2 separate regions of the Homo sapiens genome follow, and region 1 is linked to region 2. A link is an interaction called in ENCODE POLR2A ChIA-PET data of the cell type or tissue named here. Cell type or tissue: K562. All regions are shown on one strand. Links, peaks and the distances in the headings refer to the core of each region. The heading gives the core; the rest is flanking DNA.

Region 1 (5,377 bases), core at 103-5,102, 240 kb after region 2:
AAAAAGAAAACTTCAGGCCAATATCCCTGATGAGTTATCGAGGTGAAAATCCTCAGTAAAATACTGGCAACCCGAATCCAGCAGCACATCAAAAAGCTTATCCTCCGCGATCAAGTCAGCTTCATCCCTGGGATGCAAGGCTGGTTCAACATACGCAAATCAATAAACATAATCCATCACATAAACAGAACCAACGACAAAAACCACATGATTATCTCAGATGCAGAACAGTCCTTCAATAAAATTCGACATCCCTTCTTGTTAAAAACTCTCAATAAACTAGGTACTGATGGAACATATCTCAAAATAGTAAGAGCTATTTATGAAAAACCTATAGCCAATATCATACTGAATGGGCAAAAGCTGGAAGCATTCCCTTTGAAAACTGGCACAAGACAAGGATGCCCTCTCTCACTACTCCTATTCAACATAGTATTAGAAGTTCTGGCCAGGGCAATCAGGCAAGAGAAAGAAATAATGGGTATTTAAATAGGAAGAGAGGAAGTAAAATTGTCACTGTTTGCAGATGACAGGATTCTATATTTAGAAAATCCCAACGTCTCAGCCCCAAAACACATTAAGCTGATAAGCCTTAATTTTGATGTAGTCAAATTCATTGATTGTTTTTGCCTTATGCTTTATGCTTCAAAATGTTTTTTGATAATTTCTTCCTCTGTTTTTGCTCAGAAAGACATTTTCCTAAGTTTCTTCTATTGGCTTTATAGTTCCATCTTTCGTGTTTAACTCTTAATTCACTGGAGGCCACTTTTCTGTAAAATGTTACACAGGAATCTTGCCTCAGTTTTCCTAATACCATCTATTGAGCAATCTACTGTTTATTGTGGTGCCATCTTTATTATACTTTAAATTTTCTTTTCTTTTCTTTTCTTTTTTTGAGACAGATTTTCACTCTTGTTGCCCAGGCTGGAGTGCTGTGGTGCGATCTTGGCTCACTGCAAACTCCACCTCCCGGGTTCAAGCGATTCTCCTGCCTCAGCCTCCTGAGTAGCTGGGATTACAGGCATATGCCACCATGCCTGGCTAATTTTGTATTTTTAGTAGAGATGGGGTTTCTCCATGTTGGTCAGGCTGGTCTCGAACTCCCGAACTCAGGTGATCTGCCTGTCTCAGCCTCCCAAAGTGCTGGGATTACAGGTGTGAGCCACTGCGCCCGGCCTATATTTTTACACACACACACACACACACACACACACACACACACACACACACACACAGCCTGAGCTCTATTTTATTCCATTACAACCTATACTTTATCGCTTTTCCATGAAACAGTGTTCCTATTTAAAAAGTAATATACTTTGGAGAATATGCATTCCCTGGTACATCTTTTATTTAATGGCTCACGAAAAAGTGGCCTTTTGTGTATTTCTTTATTGAAACAAAATCTTGCAAATACCATTAGCTGTGACATGTTTTTTTTGAAAGAAAAAAAATATGTATTCTCATCCAGTTGTATAAAAAACCTTCCACACAGCATAATTTATTTTAATCCTACTTTCTTCAAATGTTCCATGTTTTCTATGCCTTTTCTAATGACAATGCTGACAAAGAAATGCATTTTGGTATTTGCATTTCATTCTATATTATTTTACCCATTTTTTACTGCAGTGGAAAGAAGAAGTATTTCCCCAATGACATATGTCTCTTTTGTCTTTCACTAATCTCAAAAGAGACTTCTGTATATTTATAATCCTATTTAGTAAACTTTTATAAAGTACCGGACAGAGTATTGCCTGATTTTACATACTACTGAAAAAAATGGAGGCAGCTTTGTCTTCATGTCCTGAGTGTTTACCTTTCTAAGGTCTTGCTAATCACAACAGCTTTAACCCTCATTATCTAATATCTCCCGGCATAGGATCAGGTGGGCTGACAAAAGGATGTGGCAGACGTAGGAGGCTCTGCTGGCCCAGCTCACTCCTTCACCCCACTACCAGCACGTTGATTTGGTGTAATCATCCTCCCTTTTACTCTCAGCACATGGAATTCTCTTTTTCTTTTTTTTAGACAGGGTCTGGCTCTGTTGCCCAAGCTGGAGCGCAGTGACACAGTCATGGCTCACTGCAGTTTTGACCTCCTCGGCTTAAGCAATCCTCTGGTCTCAGCCTCCTGAGTAGCTGAGACTACAGGGTGCTACCACCATGCCCAGCTAATTAAAAAAACATTTTTTTTTTGGTAGAGAAGGGGTCTTGCTATGTTGCCCAGGCTGGTCTTGAACTCCTGGTCTCAGGGGATCCTCCTACTCTCAGCACGTGAAATTTTTGTGCCACTAGTACAAAAGGGGGTCACATGACACAGGCCCAGCCAATCAGCCTACTCCATCTTCCTGGCCCTGATTGGCTCAAGGATGGGCATGTGACCCAGGCCAGGCCAATGAGACCCAACTGGAATACTATTAGTTGGAATATTATTATAGAGATGCTCCCTTTGCACAGAGCTTGCCAAACCTGAGGATGCAAACTTGGATCACCAGAGGAAGTCTGCTTAGAAACACAGCCAACAGGAGGAAAGCAAGCTGGCAGGAACCCTGACGGTGTCGTCTGAGTTCCTCCTTCAGCCTTGCCTGTCCTCCATGATGGGAACCATGTCCCCTATTTTAATTTGTGGCTGTTAGGGTTGTTTTTGGTTATTTCCAAACTACCAGGAATCTGGGGGCCACTGCATCCTGATCTTTGTCCTGGACTCAAGGCTGGCTTCCTCTCTCTAAAGGTCTTCAGCAAAGGCACAGGTGGGGTGGTTGTACCACGAAGGCTTTCCTATGGATTATATATTACTGGTGTGCTTCCTCATGGCCCCTCCCATAGTCTAACAGGTTAGCTAAAGCTGACGGGCATTACATTAGTCTGTTCTCACGCTGCTAATAAAGACATACCCAAGACTGGGTAATTTATAAAGGAAAGAGATATAATGGACTCAGTTCTACATCGCTGGGGAGGCCTTACAATCATGGTGGAAGAGCAAGGAATGTCTTACATGGCGGCAGGCAACAGAGAGCTTGTGTAGGGAGATTCCCCTTTATAAAACCGAAAGATCTCATGAGACTTATTCACCATCAGGAGAAAAAACATGGGAAAGACCTGACCCCATGACTCAATTACCTCCCACAGGGTCCCTCCCACGGCATGTGGGAATTATGGGAGCTACAATTCAAGATGAGATTTTGGTGGGGACAAAGGCAAAGCATAGCAAGCATCAACCAGGAACTTAGCAGCTTCACGCTCACTTCCCAAACTGTGTGAACTAAATGTATTAATATAACATTGCAGTGAGTGCATTTGCCTCTTATTCCTCATCTTTGCAGAAGTTCTGGGAAAGGGGGGGGATTTGCTGACTCGGCACCTTCTGCATACCTAATTACCTGGGGAATTTTGCGTTAGAAAACACTTAACACCGGCATTACAAGAGAAGCACAGAACCCCGGACTTGAAAGGATCTCAGCCATTTTGATTTGTAGCCTCATCCTAAGATACATGTCATAACAGACATTCAATGCTCATGTGTCGCTGCACGGTAAACTCTTTGGAAAAAGGTCAGAAAGTTTTCTTTTGTAAACAAAACATTCACCTGCCCTACAATCAAACAATTCCATTCCTAAATATTTACCCAAGAGAAATGAAAACGTGTCTATACAGACATGGATACAAATGTTCTTCCTAGCTTTATTCATAATAGTTTCAAGTTGGAAACTAACCAAGTCTCCACCAACAGCAGAAGAAATTTAAGGTGGTATATTCAGACAACAGAATACACACAGCAATGAAAAGAAATGAACTGCTGATAAATGCAACGACATGGATGAATCTCAGAAACATTATGCCAAGTGATAGAGGCCAGATCCCAACAGTACATAGTGTATGATTTCATTGGAATGGAGTCTCAGACAAACAGAACAGATCTTGGGTGAAAAATGTCAAAATACGTACCTTTATGATACATGTACCAATATGATACATGTAGCAATACGTGTACCAATAGGATCCATGGTGGGCTGTTCAGTTGAAGCTGGGGCCCTGGAGGGAAGGCAGCCACCGTCAGAGATGGGCCCAGAAACACTGTGGCTTTTCTCTTCCTCCTGCCCTTCAATCATTGCTGACCTCTCCACTGACCAGACCAGCTTGCCCTGGGAGCCTGGGAGATGCAGGCCGCAGTCACATGGTCAGTGATCAAGCTGAGAGGCAAACCTAGGTCTCCCTTGCTCCTAAGCTAACGTTGCCAGATTGAACAAAAACACAGGATGTACAGTTATTTGAATTTCAGATAAACAACAAATGATTTTTTTAGGGTATATCTTTTGCAATATTTGGGACATAGTTTACCCTAAAAAAATTATTTCTTATCTGAATTTTATCTGGTAACCCTATTAAACTCTTTCAGCAAAAGACTTTGTTTTTATTTTTTAAATTATTATTTTTGAGACAGGGTCTCACTCTGTTGCCCAGGCTGGAGTATAGTGGCACAAGCACGGCTTACTGCAGCCTCCACCTCCTGGGCTCAAGTGATCCTCCCACCTCAGCCTTCTGAGTAACTAAGATCACAGGTGCACACCACCACACCTAGATAATTTTTTTTTTTTTTGGTAGAGAAGGGATCTCCCTATTTTGCCCAGGCTGGTCTCGAACTCCGGGGCCCAAGTGATCCTCCTGCCTTGGCCTCCCAAAGTGCTGGGATTACAGGCGTCAGCCACTGTGTCTGGCCTCTTTCAGTGAAAAACTCTACTGACACTGAGGCCACTGTCAGTTACAGCCTCATTGTATCTTCATAAATTGGCATTCTTGTTTGCCCTTCTGTAGCAGTCAGAATTCTCTTGGTTACAGGTGACAGAAATACATTGTAAACTACCTCAGGCAAAAAGGGCAGCTCATTAGCTGAGGTCAAACCTTAGAAAGAACAGGCATCAGGGCTGGAACGAGAAATCCTTCCTCTTCCCCTTGTCTTTCCTTCTCTGCACACTGTCTTCATTCTCTCTGTCAGCTTTGTCCATGAGCTGGATCCAGTTTCCAGATTCACATTTTTTCATGAGTAACGAAGAGGCATCTTTTATTCAGATTTGAGAGCAATCAATGGGAAAGCCCGATGTAGATCACATGGCCTTCTCTGAAGGTTAACACTGATTCCATAAGGATCAATTCCCCCAACACAATGATCCTCAAAGTGTGGTCCCAAGCCAGCAACATCAGCATCACCTGGGAACTTGATAGGGCATTTGGGGGTTACCACAGAGGCGCTGAATTAGCATCTGGTTAACTAGCCCTCCAGGTGATCCTGATGCACCATCGGGTGGGAGAACCATTGCGTTAGATGAAGGGGAGCTGCTCTATCGGAAGAGAAGGGTACTGGGCAGAAAACATCATTGCCT
Region 2 (5,377 bases), core at 266-5,265:
TTTCTCATGATTTGATTTCAGGTTGTGCATCTTTGTCAGGAACCTCCCAGAAGTGATGCCGGCTCTTCTCAGTGCATCTGCTCTCGTAGACCTGGCTCCGTGTGTCCCATTACTGCTTCCCTTGGACAACTTGGTGGAGCTTCTCCACTGTAAAATGACTTTTCCCTTTGAAAAGAGATATTTTGTTGGCAGTTGGGCATTTTGACATGATGTAAATATCTCATTCTTTTTCAAACTTCATGTCATTGTGGACTCCTGTTTTCCTGTTTTATTCCACGGGTTGGGATCTGTTATTATTTATCGTGATGCTCAGATTGTCCCGGATTTTGTTAGTGGGGGCCCCACCAAACTGGCTTCCATGTTCCTTGGACACTTCCCCATCATTCTGTGAGCCTTTCCTCATTGAGTGACACTGTTCCAAACCCATCTTGTTCTTACCGTACCCAGACTGGAACTAGTTCTTTGTCCAAAGAGCCTAGGTTCTTTTAGTGGAGAGTGATATTTAGAACCAATTGTGGGCAGTAGGTGGGCTCCTTGCTGTTGGGATTTCACTGCTGCCACACCCTTTTGGAGATAGCTAGGAAATGTGTGTAGCACGTACACGTGCACTTAGATTTCTTTCTTTCTACATCTGTTAGTCTATGTATTGAAAACCTTAAATTCAGACCAGCATTTATCATTTTGTTCTGATACTGAATGGTTCATTTATTTTTTCTCTTTCATATTTCTAACTTTCTTCTCTGACAGTAAGAAAGCCGCATCCCATTATATGTAAAATATTTATTTGATCAAACAGTTTTACCTTCACTGCTATCACCCCACTGCCTGCCTGGTGCCTTCTTCACTTGCCAGGCTCTGACCCCCTCACCTGGTGCCTCTCCCTTCACATACCTTCCTCACTCCGCTCAGACTCTTAAGACCCTGTAGTGGGCTTCTGCCATTCTCCCATGAACGCCTGCCTTCTTGTCTTCAGCAGAATTCTTCAGGAAGGGAAGAAGAAAAGGCAGAGTTAGCACTCTTTAGAAAGTGCTTTTCTTGGGCTGGGCGCAGTGGCTCACACCTGTAATCCCAGCACTTTGGGAGGCTGAGGCAGGTGCTGGATCACCTGAGGTCAGGAGTTCGAGACCAGCCTGGCCAGCATGGCAAAATCCTGTCTCTACTAAAAATACAAAAATTAGCTGGGTGTGGTGGCGTGTGCCTGTAATTCCAGCTACTCAGGAGGCTGAGGCAGGAGAATCGCTTCAGCTGGGAGTTGGAGGTTGCAGTGAGCAGAGGTCGTGCCATTGCACTCCAGCCTGGGCAGCAAAGTGAGACTCCATCTAAAAAGAAGAAAACAGTGCTTTTCCTTAGGTTTGTGTGTCTGTATCTGTGTGTGCATGCTCTGTCTGCCTGTCCTGCTGCTGCTTGTCTGCTTACCTCTCAGTGGTGAGCCCATCTTGGGAAGTGTGCCCATCGGGTTTGCATTGTATAGTGAGAACCAGGAGGGACCATTCGTCACAGCTGAATAGATGTATTAGACCCTGGAAAGTGCAGTCTGTGCTTGCAAAGCCTCACTGACTTGTCTAGTGAGTCTGTGGGGACAAGATCTCTTTAGGCCCAGGCCAGACACAGTGGCTCATGCCTATAATCCCAACACTCTGAGAGGCTGAGGCAGGAGGATATCTTGAGCCTGGGAGTTTGAGACCAGCCTGGGCAACAAGGTGAGACCCCCATCTCTACAAAAAAAAAAAAAAAAATTAGCTGGACATAGTGCCGTATTGTAGTCCGTGCAACTTGGTAGGCTGAGGTAGGAGGATCACTTGAGCCTCAGAGGTTGAGGCTGCAGTGAACCATGATTGTGCCACTGTCCTCCACCCTGGGTGACCAAGCGGGACCCTGTCTCAAAAAAAAAAAAAATAGGCCCAGGAGTTCGGGGGTTGGTAATAAGCTCAGCCTTGGGGACCCCAGTCCCTCTGCCATCATTTACTGGTCTCTTGCCCCCGTTATGGCATTTTTGTTTTCCTTAAAGGAAATTTATATTTTGAAACCACCTTATTCTAGGATTGGGAAACTATAGAAACCTCAGGATCTGTTGCCATATTTTTTGAGCCATAAATCCTTTGAAATAGTCTTGATAGAGCCTGGATTTTAGCTCACCTTTTAGGAACGCAAGCAAGTCCACGAGATCCAAACACAGCAAGGGGGTGTGTCCTTGTCCCTGTCATTTCCAGCCTTATCATTCATCCCCATGGGATTTTTACACTTGAAGGCACCTTCCTTCCAGCCACTGGTGGCTTGGTGACTAGAGCAGGTGGGCTGGAGTTGACAGGCTTGGTAAGGTACAGTCTGGCGGCCAGGCTCACCCGCTCACTAGTGTGGCCCTTTTCTGGAAGGGGCCAGTTACTAAGCTAGTGGTCTCTGTCTCTTCAGCTTGCCCACCTTCCTTTTGCAAATTATTTCCCACTGATTTTGGTTTCCTTCTGACTTTCCTGTGCCCTCTGTCTTTTGCCATCTCTGAAAGAAAAGGTACTGGATTGCCCGGGATTCTGCCCTAAGCCGTGCCCTTGACCCTGAGGCTCATCCGAAATTGAACATGCTCAGAGCTCAGCTCCTGCTGGTGTCTCCCAAGTCAGCTTTCCTGCTGTCTTCCCCATCTCAATTAGGGGCAAGCACCACTGGTCCAGTCGGGCAACCAGCCTTGGTGTTGCCTTGAATCCTCACTTGTGTGCCCCCACATCTGGTGGACAGCCCATCTGTCACTTCTGCCTTCGTATCTGTAATGTCATCGCCTCTTATCACCTCCCCTGCCCGCCCTGGTCCAAGCCAGCATCTTCTCTCCCTTGGCTCTTGTACGGAAGTCCTCCAGATGCTCCCTGCCTCAGCCTGTGCCCCCTTCCACACCGAAGCCAGAGCGATCTGGCTAAAACACAAGCCACACGTGCTCAGGACTGCCTCATGCTTTCTCTTCCCAGTCAGAATCAAAGCTGAAGTCCTTTCTGTGACCTGCAGGCCTTCCCTGGGCTGTCTCCCGGTTTCCTCAGATTTCATCTTTGGCTTTCCCTTGCTTCCCGCTGGCCTCTTTGCCTTTCTTTCCTCACACACACACCAGGAATGGTCCTTGCCCCAGGGCCTTTTCACTTGCTTTCCCACTGCCTGGATCCTGTTTCCCCAGACCCTTGGCCAGCTTCCTGCATCCTTCAGGCCTTCACTGAAAAGACCCCTTCTCAGCAGCTGCTGTAGGTAGTGCTGTAGCAGAAACCCAGCCCTCTCCTGACTTGTCATATTCCTTTTCTTTGTGTTTTCTTATTTATTTATTATTATTATTATTTTGAGATGGAGTTTTGCTCTTGTTGCCCAGGCTGGAGTGTAGTGGCACGATCTCAACTCACTGCAACCTCTGCCTCCTGGGTTCAAGTGATTCTTCTGCCTGAGCCTACTGAGTAGCTGGAGCTACAGGCGCCTGTCGCCACGCACGACTAATTTTTTTGTTTTTAGTAGAGGTGGGGTTTCACCATTTTGGCCAGGATGGTCTCGAATTCCTGGCCTCAGGTGATCCACCCGCCTTGGCCTCCCAAAGTGCTGAGATTACAGGTGTGACCCATCGTGCCTAGCTGTTTTCTCTCCTTCCCAAATGTAGTTTTTATCACCAGCTAAATACTGTATGTTTTACTTGTCTTAGTTACGGTCTGTCTCCCTGCACTGGAAGGTAAGCTCCGTGAGGTCAGAGATTTCTATGGTATTTTGTTCATTACTCTATCCCTACTCCTAGAACAGTGCCTGGCTTTTAGTAGTTTCTCACTAGATGAGTTGGATGGGTGAACACAGGAGCTCAGCAGTCTCGTCGTTGGGCTGTGTTTTATCTCTGTGCTCTTCACTGCCATTGGATGGAAGAGGTCCGTATTTCCGGCTGTTGGCTGGGGTGTACCTGCTTGAGGTCCTCTCTTCCCCCCTCGTCTTTCAGCCTCGCTAGACGGACACCTCCTTGCCTCCCTCCTCAGGCTGGGCAGTGCTGATCCTTGTGCACATCTGTGTCTTCCTGTGGTTCCAGTGTTGCCACGCTTGGGATGCTCTGCTCCTCCCTCCCTCACGCCCATCTTTCAGTGCTACTGAGCTCAGATTCTTCCAGAGCTGCTGCAGTGCCCCCTCCCCAGCAGAAGCCGCCTCTTCACAGCCCGGAGAGAACTGTGTGTCAGTTCAGCATCTGTGGCCTGGATGCCTGCCTCTCCTTTCACATTTTCATTTCCTGCATTTTGTTTAGTTGTCCTTAAATTTAACTACATCACACTTGGAAGGTTGTGCCCTGACTAGCTAATAGTCCGTGTTTGTTCTGTAGTACCTGATAGTATCTTAACTTGGTAAGTATTCTAAAATTGCCTGATCTAATGAATGAGTTAAGGTAAAATGTCTTATGATAATAATTGCCTTCTCTGTTTTCCACATACCCCACATTTATTATTATTTTTAATTTGGGGAAGAACTGATTACCTTAGAGAGTTTTTTTCATTTATTTATTTTTTTTTTTTGAGACAGAGTCTCGCTGTCACCCAGGCGGGACTGCTGCAGTGTCCCAATCTCAGCTCACTGCAACCTCTGCCTCCTGGGTTCAAACGATTATCCTGCCTCACCCTCCGGAGTAGTTGGGATTACAGGCATGCACCACAATGCCCAACTAATTTTTGTATTTTTTTTTTTGGGTCGGTTGGTTGGTTTTTAGTAGATATGGGGTTTCACCATGTTGGCCAGGCTGGTCTCTAACTCCTGGCCTCAAGTGATCCGCCGGCCTCAGCCTCCTAAAGTGGAATCACACCCAGGATTACAGGTGTGAGCCACCGCGCCTGGCCTTTTTTTCATTTGAAAACCGCCAAATCCTTTCTTTTCATTTCTTTTAAAGGCAAGTACCTGCCTAAGTTGTAAGAGAACATCAGCCATCTCTTCTGCATGGGCTGTGTTAAAATTTCTTACCTAAGAGTCTTTACCTTTGAGTGAATTATTTTAGAACAGGTTGAATTAAAGTTGATTTAACCCAGTTAGGTCTAAGATTTTCTCAGTACTATTACTTAATTATATTTGTGTTATATGGAGCCCACATGTGTCATAGATTCTTTAGCTTGAGGCAGAAAAGTTTTAAGAGGCTTTTTTGTTTGTTTGTTTGTTTTTTAAGTGGAGAGAGAGTCTCACTGTGTCACCCAGGCTGGAATGTAGTGGTGCACTCTTGGCCCACTGCAACCCTCCAGGCTAAAGCAATCTTCCTGAGTAGCTGGGACTATAGGCGCGCCACCATGCCTAGCTAATTTTTAATGTTTTTTTTGTAGAGATGAGGTTTCTCCACGTTGCCCAGGCTGGTCTCAAACCTCTGGGCTCAAATGATTGTTCCTTCCTTTTTAACAACAACAACAAA

Evidence for each region. ChIA-PET counts read pairs that join two places held together with the same protein. Peaks named below come from ENCODE experiments on the same cell type or tissue, not always from the same donor. Only the 100,000 strongest peaks of a DNase experiment are listed, where the experiment ranks them.
Region 1: POLR2A ChIA-PET joins it to region 2 with 5 read pairs; 2 of 35 experiments call an interaction of 5 or more read pairs at or near these places.

What each region holds. Positions count from the first base shown.
Region 1 is chr16:83,860,839-83,866,215 of GRCh38, reverse strand. No RefSeq gene overlaps it. Among named protein-coding and RNA genes, the nearest start is that of MLYCD, 36 kb to the left of the region's middle. In K562, for the core only: no CTCF peak of the experiment used is centred there; a DNase peak (open chromatin) is centred at 2,335; H3K27me3 peaks cover 569 bases.
Region 2 is chr16:84,104,228-84,109,604 of GRCh38, reverse strand. All of the region lies in intron 1 of MBTPS1 (membrane bound transcription factor peptidase, site 1), which reads left to right. Among named protein-coding and RNA genes, the nearest start is that of MBTPS1, 10 kb to the left of the region's middle. In K562, for the core only: no CTCF peak of the experiment used is centred there; no DNase peak of the experiment used is centred there.